2 separate regions of the Homo sapiens genome follow, and region 2 is linked to region 1. The links are chromatin contacts, found by Hi-C or POLR2A ChIA-PET in ENCODE. All regions are on one chromosome and are shown on one strand. Each heading gives the region's core, a stretch centred on a gene start or an enhancer-like site at or near the end of the contact. The rest is flanking DNA. Distances are from core to core; before and after follow the strand shown. Region 1 holds the start of MSANTD2-AS1 (MSANTD2 antisense RNA 1). Region 2 holds the start of HEPN1 (hepatocellular carcinoma, down-regulated 1).

Region 1 (3,491 bases), core at 850-3,349:
GTGGCACATACCTGTGGTCCCAGCTACTTGGAAGGCTGAGGTGGGAGGATCGCTTGAGCCTGGGACCAGAGGTTGCAGTGAGCTGAGATCACACCACTGCACTCCAGCCTCAGTGACAGAGTGAGACCCTGTCTCCCACACACACACACACACACACACACACACACACACACCCCTCTTTGGAATCTCTGATTTAGTATATGATTTAGGCACAACTCTCCCTTTCATACACACCAAATACCTTATGACATTAAAACATTTATCACTGGGCTGAATGAGAGTTAATTTTGTTTTGATAGATGTTTCAGATTCTTTTACAGTCCTCACACAATGTTTACTGTGAACCAGGCACCGTTCTAAGGACTTTACCTGTATTAATTCTCTCAACAATGCTGTGACGTCATCCTCATTTTACAGATGAAGAAAACAAGGCACTGAGAGCTTGGTTAAGTAACTTTGCTGAGGTCGCAGAACTGGAATTTGAAGCCTGGCAGTCTGACTTTAGAGTCCATATTCTTAACTGAGGTGCTAGACTGCATCTTTCTTTGGAAAAAAGGGAAGAGGATATCATAAATTCGGGAACTTCCTCAGGCTTCTTCTGTTAGCTTACAAACTATGGTTAGCATTTTCATATGACATACGAGAACAATTATCTCCTCCTCTACTTTATCCCTATTGCTTAATCCTTTGGCTTTTCAGTAACACCCAAAGACAACCAGTCATTCTCTCCAGTGAGTCTCAGAGTTAAAAATTTAGCTGTCTTCAATAAGAATGATACATTGGACTTTGGGGACTCGGGAGCTCAGGGGTAAGGGGAAGGCTAATGAGGGACAAAAGACTACACATTGGATACAGTGTACATTGCTCGGACGCACCAAAATCTCAGAAATCACCACTAAAAACCTTATTCATGTAACCAAACGCCACCTGTTACCCCCAAAAATCGATTGAAATAAAACAATAATTTAAAAAAGCACATACCCCCCAAAACATAGTTGACCTCAGCTTAAAAAAAACTAACATACATTTGTTATTTTAAAAAATATTGCATAGTTTATTTGCATTCATTGGTCAGCATCCTCAGTTATGTCTGCTTTGAAAGAAAAATCCGCTGAGGTTTTAAGTTAATGATCCAAGATATCCAATTAAGATTTTCAGCTTTGAAAAATATGGAAATACGGTACAGCTGTGTACTGGATGTGCTGTGCTACTGTTAAGTTCCAGCACTTTAAGGAACGTTTCAGGAGTGACTAATACACTAATTCATTACCAGAGGTCACAGAGCTGTCATAATTGACAGTGTTCTTTGAGTACGAAAAACCGGAAAACGATGCAACTTCCAAAGCACGGAGGATGGAGACTGGTATTGGAAAGTAACTTTTCTGCTGGGCTCAGGAGTTTTTATATGCTCAAGCTATAGACAACTGTACCAACGCAATAGACTAATGTAATCTAACTATTCTACAAACGGCCACACCTACCCAGACTAACTGGAAAACAATAGTTTATAACTGGAATTAAATAGTTGCTGTTCTTTAATTAATGAGATCGGTGTTCTTGAAAAGCTACAGCGTACGAACTCTACCCTGGTCCATATCTGCTTTTTAAAGCCTTCCCCAGAACCGCTCTCACTTCAGCCTTGGTGCCTTCCCGGATATACCCTCCAGAGGCTTCCCCGGTCCCCATCCTGGACGTCAGCCTCTGCACCTAGAGGCCGGCTTAGAGGGAAGACGGGCAGAGGCGGGGGAGACAGGAGAGAGAGAAACGGTCTATTCCTCCTTAACTCCGGGCCCCCTCGAGGGCCTCACCCCTCCTCCCGGGGGCTGAGATTGGAGAGGAAGTGGGAAGGCTCCAATCTGTTCCTCACTCCAGCGCCCTCATGCCCCCACCCTTCTCTTCAGCTCGGGGCTTCGGCGCGCCTCGTCCCCGCCCTTCGCCCCGGGAGAGGAGCGGGCGGCGTGGGAGGGCTCGCGGAGAAAGGCCCAGGGGAGTGGACGACCTCCGCCCGGCAGCCACATCCTCAGCAGCAGAGACCCGGAGCCATCCGCCCGCGGGCGAGCCAGGCCCGAGGGCAGCCCCGGAGACCGCGGTGGCCGGATGCGCGGGCGCGTCACTTCCGGGCGGTGCAGCGGCGGCCGCTTGGAAGATGGCTGCGCCCTGTGGCTCGGAGCTGCCCGCCAACTCGCCGCTAAAAATTCCGAAGATGGAGGTGCTTTCCCCGGCTTCTCCTGGTGGCCTGAGCGACGGAAATCCATCGCTGTCCGACCCTTCCACGCCTCGGGGTGCCTCCCCGCTCGGGCCGGGCAGTGCGGCGGGCTCGGGGGCAGCGGCGTCCGGGGGTCTCGGGCTGGGGCTGGGGGGCCGCAGCGCCGCCTCGTCCTCGGTCTCCTTCTCCCCTGGTGGCGGCGGTGGCGGGGCTGCGGCAGCCGCCGCCGCCGCCTGCCGGGGCATGTCGTGGACGCCAGCCGAGACGAACGCGCTCATCGCAGTGTGGGGCAACGAGCGGCTGGTGGAGGCGCGGTACCAGCAGCTGGAGGGAGCCGGCACGGTGTTCGGCAGCAAGGCCCCCGGGCCAGCCATGTACGAGCGCGTGTCCCGGGCCCTGGCCGAGCTGGGCTACGAGCGGACCCCGTCCCAGTGCCGGGAGCGCATCAAGGTAACCGGCCGCCCGGCCTGGGGCAGCGAACCAGAGGCAGAGAGAAGGCGGGGAAGCGGGCCTCGGGGGCGGGGGCCGGTCTGAGGGCAGGGCTCTCCTCCGGGGCCCGGTGGGCGATTCGCATCTCCTCCGCCTTTTTCTTCTCTCCCTGGGAAGGGGGCTTTTTCCCAGATGGCCGCCAGCCCGTAGGTTTCCTGAGTTTGAAGTTGGGCGTGCCTGCCGCCGCCCCTCTTTCTTGCCAATTGAGATGTTCCTGCGCTCTGAAGTTGGTAGTTTCTCATTGTGCGCCGTGCGGCAGTCCCCGTGCCGCTGGCGCCTCTTGCCCCCACCGCCGGGGCCCCTCGCTTTGTTCCAGGCGGAGGGGCTCCCAGGCAGAGGCTTACCGGCCGGGGCAGGATTGAGGAAGGGCAGAAGGGGGGGGCATTGAGCCCCTAGTTTAGGAATAGTTAATAAGTGGCCGTAGCGGAGCCATAGAAAAAGCGCCTTGGGACGACTGGCCTTTGTGTCAGTCGCTTTGCTTCTATCTTGAGCTACGAAGGACGAGTAAGACTAGAGATGCTTTGGAGAATTGGAAAGGCTTGATTGTAGCCAGATTGTGTATTGTTACCGCGGAGTTAGTGTACACCATAAAAGTTAGCTTGGCCAAGAGTTGGTCTGGAATTTGGATTGTCGATGCCTCCAGAGTTAGATTGGCTTGAGGCCCTGCGGTTTCTTAGGAAGCTCCTTCAGGAAAGCCAGTTTTTCCCTGCTTCAGTTTCTGTGCCGGATGTGGTGACAAGTAGAACTCTCAGTGTGCATCTGGCCGTCCTTGTGTACCTGCATGTTTAAATGCAGA
Region 2 (3,964 bases), core at 14-2,513, 120 kb before region 1:
GAGGGAAGGGTACGAGTACATTCCTTTTCCCTCTGACCTGGGCGCTAGCAAGGGCAAAGAACCCGAGCCTGCCAGCTTGGCCTCCTCCCACAGCCTCCCTCGGAGGCATGCCATGCCAAGCACTCTTTCTGTCTCTGTTCATGAATAAAAGAGATGGATGGGCTTATTCTTATAGAGAAGTGAATTTCACTTACTCCCCTGGCCCGAAAACTAGACCAAATGAGGAACTGTTTTAGCTCATCAAACTCATATATTCCTCCTGGCTTCCTTACAAAACAAGCCTTTCAAACAATCATTGTCCTCAGGAAAGTTGTTGAGCTTCCTCCAGCTGTGAGAATAAGTCCTAATCTCCAGAGAAATGGTGGGGGGAGGAGGAGGCTTATTGCTTCCCAGCATTTGGGGGGAACATGATCCAACCCCTGGCCTCCTGCCACCCATCTGCCCTGCTCCCACATGCTCAGGTCCCAGGGCACAGAAAAAGGGCAGACTCCCTAATCACACTAACATCAAAATAAAGAGGCTGGGCCGCTGTGTAGCCAGGACATGCCCATGCCACCGCCTATTGAACAGTTCATAGGAGTGGCAGTAATCTACTGTGTGAGGAGAGAGGGCAATTAAAAAGCTGAAAGAGAAGGAGGCCCTCTGTGTATTCCATTCCCTCCTCCTTAATGCCTCCAAGGGTCCTTGCATCCCTAGTCTCCTAAACTCCAGCTCTGATTCGCCATCAACCCATGGAGCAATTCCAAGGCCCCAGTTACCCATCACCTCCACACCAGGTCAAGTTTTGTCTCAGCCCCAAAGGCACTGACATTTCTAGTTTGCCCCCTCTGCCCTGAACCCCACAGCATGCCTGTCTCAGCTCCCTGTCCCTCGGCACTTCCCCAGGCTCATTTGAGCAGGTGTGCCTTCGCAGCTCCCCTAAACTTCCCAGGTGCCTCATCCATAATGAGATAATGCATGTAGGGGAAAAGTTTCTCAAGAAGGTGGAAGAGGCAGCAGGACTTGGATAAGGAGTACCTGCTGGTCAGCCTTGAGATGCACAGGTGAAGGTTAGGGTGAGATGAGAACATGCCATACCCTGGTGCTGAATCCCTGAGGGGCCAGCTTGCCAGGCTTAAGCCAAATCTGCCTTAAATTGGGGGTGGGGAGGGGTAAGTAAGGAAGTGGGGTTTGTTTTTGTGTTGTTTTCATCTTCATCTTTGTATTACTAGCATCCAGCAGAGTGCCTAGCACATACTGGATGCTCAATAAACTTTTGATGAAATGAAATGACAACTTTATTCCACATAAACAAGGGTAACAAAACAAGCTGCTTAAATATACCAGTCATTTCTCTTCTTCTCCTTTCACCTCCTTTACCCTCTTTCCAAACCCCAAATTGTCCGTTCCAAAATCACTTACCCGTTCATTCATTTACTTATTCAGGTGTTCTTTTATTTATTCGACAAACATTTGTTTACCTACCATGGACTAGGCCCTGTGCTAGACACTGCTGATACAGCATAACTATGTCAGGAAGACAGATCAGTAAACAGATTACAATATAGTGTGTAAAATGCAATGGCAGAAGTAGATACAAGGTGCTCTGGGAGCATGTAGATTAGATGTCAGCAAAGGCATCTTGGAGGAGAACAGACCTGAGTTGAGTCTTTCTTAGAAAGACTTGTTAGTTAATCTGGTTTTTAAAAGTATGAGAGGACACACTCCAAGCAGAGGGAGAAGCATGTATAAAAGCTTGGAAGTGCAAGACACGATGGGGGGGAATTCAGGGTACTGAGCCTAGCAGTTGATGAAATTATTTCAGGAAAGTATACAAAGTAGAAGGTGAAGAAAGCTGCAGATAGATTTCTGAGGCATCAGTATGTGTAGAAAATTTAAAAGGACTTCACCAAGAAGGCTTAAAAGGCACAGCCAGCAAGATAGGAGAATATATAGGAGATAACTATATCACACAATCAAAAGAACAAGAGAGTTTCAAGAAAAAGGGAGCATTCGGGACTACAAGGGCAGGGGGCTCACATATGAAATGAAGTTAAAAGTGCATGTTAAATTTGGCAACAATGAAAACATTGAGTGACTTGGCATAAGTAGTTTCAGACATGTAGTAGGGGTTAAAGCCAGATTGCAACAGGTAAAAAGTGATATGTGGAACTTCTCTGCTAAATACTTGAGACTAGATGTTTGAGAGGTCTTCCTGTTTCAAAACAACTAGGTCTTGCTTAAATGATATTTGTTTTGCATTGCTGGCTTCAAGAGATGGGGGAATTTTTTTTTTTTTTTCAGACAGAGTCTCATTCTTGTCACCCAGGCTGGAGTGCAATGGCGCAGTCTAGGCTCACTACAACCTCTGCCTCCTGGGTTCAAGTGATTCTCCTGCCTCAGCCTCCCGAGTAGCTGGGACTACAAGCACGTGCCACCATGTCCAGCTAATTTTTGTATTTTTGGTAGAGACAGGGTTTCACTATGTTGGCCAGGCTGATCTCAAACTCCTGACCTCATGATCCGCCCACCTTGGCCTCCCAAAGTGCTGGGATTACAGGCATGAGCCACTTCCCTGCCAGAGATGGGGGAAATTTTTAAGCAGTCAGAAGTAAAACAAAATTTAAAAGCACAGTGAGCTCAAAGTACTTAGCACTCATTAAATATGAGATTACCAAGGGAGGTGAAGCAAGATGGCTGAATAGAAGCCTTCACTGATTGTCTTCCTGCAAAAACACCAGATTGAACAACTGTCCACACAAAAAAAGCACCCTCATAACAACCAAACATCCAATGAGTGATCACAATACCTGGTTTTAACTTCATATCACTGAAAGAGGCACTGAAGAAGGTAAGAAAGACAGTCTTGAATTGCTGACACCACCCCTCCCTCATCACCCGGCAGCTGCCGCATGGAACAGAGAGAGAATCTCTGCACTTGCGGGAGGGAGAGTGCAGTCATTGTGGGGCTTTGCATTGGAACGCAGTGCTGCCCTGTCACAGGGAGAAACAACACCAGGCAGAACTCAGCCAGCACCCACAGAAGGAGCATTTAGACCAGCCCTCGCCAGAGAGGAATTACACATCCCAGTGGTTGGAACCTGAATTCCAAAAAGACTCACGACCATGGGTTAAAGTGCTCTGGGGTCCTAAATAAACTTTTAAAAGTCTGTCTAGGACACAAGGACTGCAATTCTAGGGGGGATTCCTGATGCTGTGCTGGGCTTGAAGCCAGTGGACTTGAGCATATGATCTAGTGAGACACCAGCTGGTGCAGCCAAGGGAGTGCTTGCATCATCCCTCTGCCAACACCAGGCATCACAGCTTGCAGCTTTGAAAAAGACTCCTTTCTGTGGTTGGAGGAGAGGAGCAGGAAGAGTAAACAGGACTGTGTATTGCAACTTGGATATCAGCTCAGCCACAGTAGGACAGGGCATAAGACAAGCTCAGCCACAGTAGGATAGGGCATAAGACAGAGTCCTGAGTCCCCCATTTCAGGCCCTAGCTCCCAGACAACATTTCTAGACACCCTGGGCCAGAAGGGAACCCATTGGTTTGAAGGGAATGACCCAGTCCTGGCAGCATTCATCACCTGCTCTCTCTAGAGCCCAAGGGCCCTCAATAATTTGCAATAGAACCCAAGCAGTACTTGCCATTGGCCTTGGGTGAGACTAAGAGACATGTTGGCTTCAGATGTCACCAAGCACCTTTCCAGCTGTGGTGGCTATGGGAAGGGGCTCCTTCTGCTTGAGAAAAGTTGAAGGAAGGATAAAGGGGACTTTGTCTTGCAGCTTAGGTACCGGTGTGGCCTCAGTGCGGTAGAGAACCAAGTGGGCTCTTGGGGTCCCCAATTCCAGGGTTTAGCTCTTGTATGGCATTTCTGGACCTGCCCTAGTGGCCATAGTGGAGCCCACTGCCTAGAAAGGAGAGTCCTATGCTTAGCAGCATTCATAAGCTGACTCAAGAGCCCTTGATCCATGAATGA

The links. Hi-C counts contacts between places; a loop is a spot of excess contacts on that map. ChIA-PET counts read pairs that join two places held with the same protein, here RNA polymerase II (POLR2A). Pooled maps may share reads with other maps.
Region 2: a pooled map shows a loop between it and region 1 (7-fold over the local background). The contact joins the promoter of HEPN1 here to the promoter of MSANTD2-AS1 in region 1. A Hi-C loop is called at or near these places in 6 of 50 pooled maps. POLR2A ChIA-PET finds 5 or more read pairs at or near these places in 4 of 52 experiments (CD4-positive, alpha-beta T cell, H1, OCI-LY7 and 1 more).

The regions. Positions count from the first base shown.
Region 1 is chr11:124,799,036-124,802,526 of GRCh38, reverse strand. It overlaps MSANTD2-AS1 (MSANTD2 antisense RNA 1), which reads right to left and starts at 2,099. Exons shown (of 5, transcript NR_103862.1): 1 at 1,271-2,099; 2 at 370-543. MSANTD2 (Myb/SANT DNA binding domain containing 2) reads left to right here and starts at 2,121. Exons shown (of 4, transcript NM_001308027.2): 1 at 2,121-2,656. The coding sequence starts at 2,147. RefSeq lists silencers at 1,769-2,438, 2,479-2,718, 3,119-3,198, 3,429-3,478 and an enhancer at 1,935-2,542.
Region 2 is chr11:124,916,549-124,920,512 of GRCh38, reverse strand. It overlaps HEPN1 (hepatocellular carcinoma, down-regulated 1), which reads right to left and starts at 1,263. Exons shown (of 1, transcript NM_001037558.4): 1 at 1-1,263. The coding sequence starts at 762. The coding sequence ends at 496. It overlaps HEPACAM (hepatic and glial cell adhesion molecule), which reads left to right. Exons shown (of 7, transcript NM_152722.5): 7 at 1-1,308. All of the region lies in intron 1 of LOC107984406 (a long non-coding RNA gene), which reads right to left.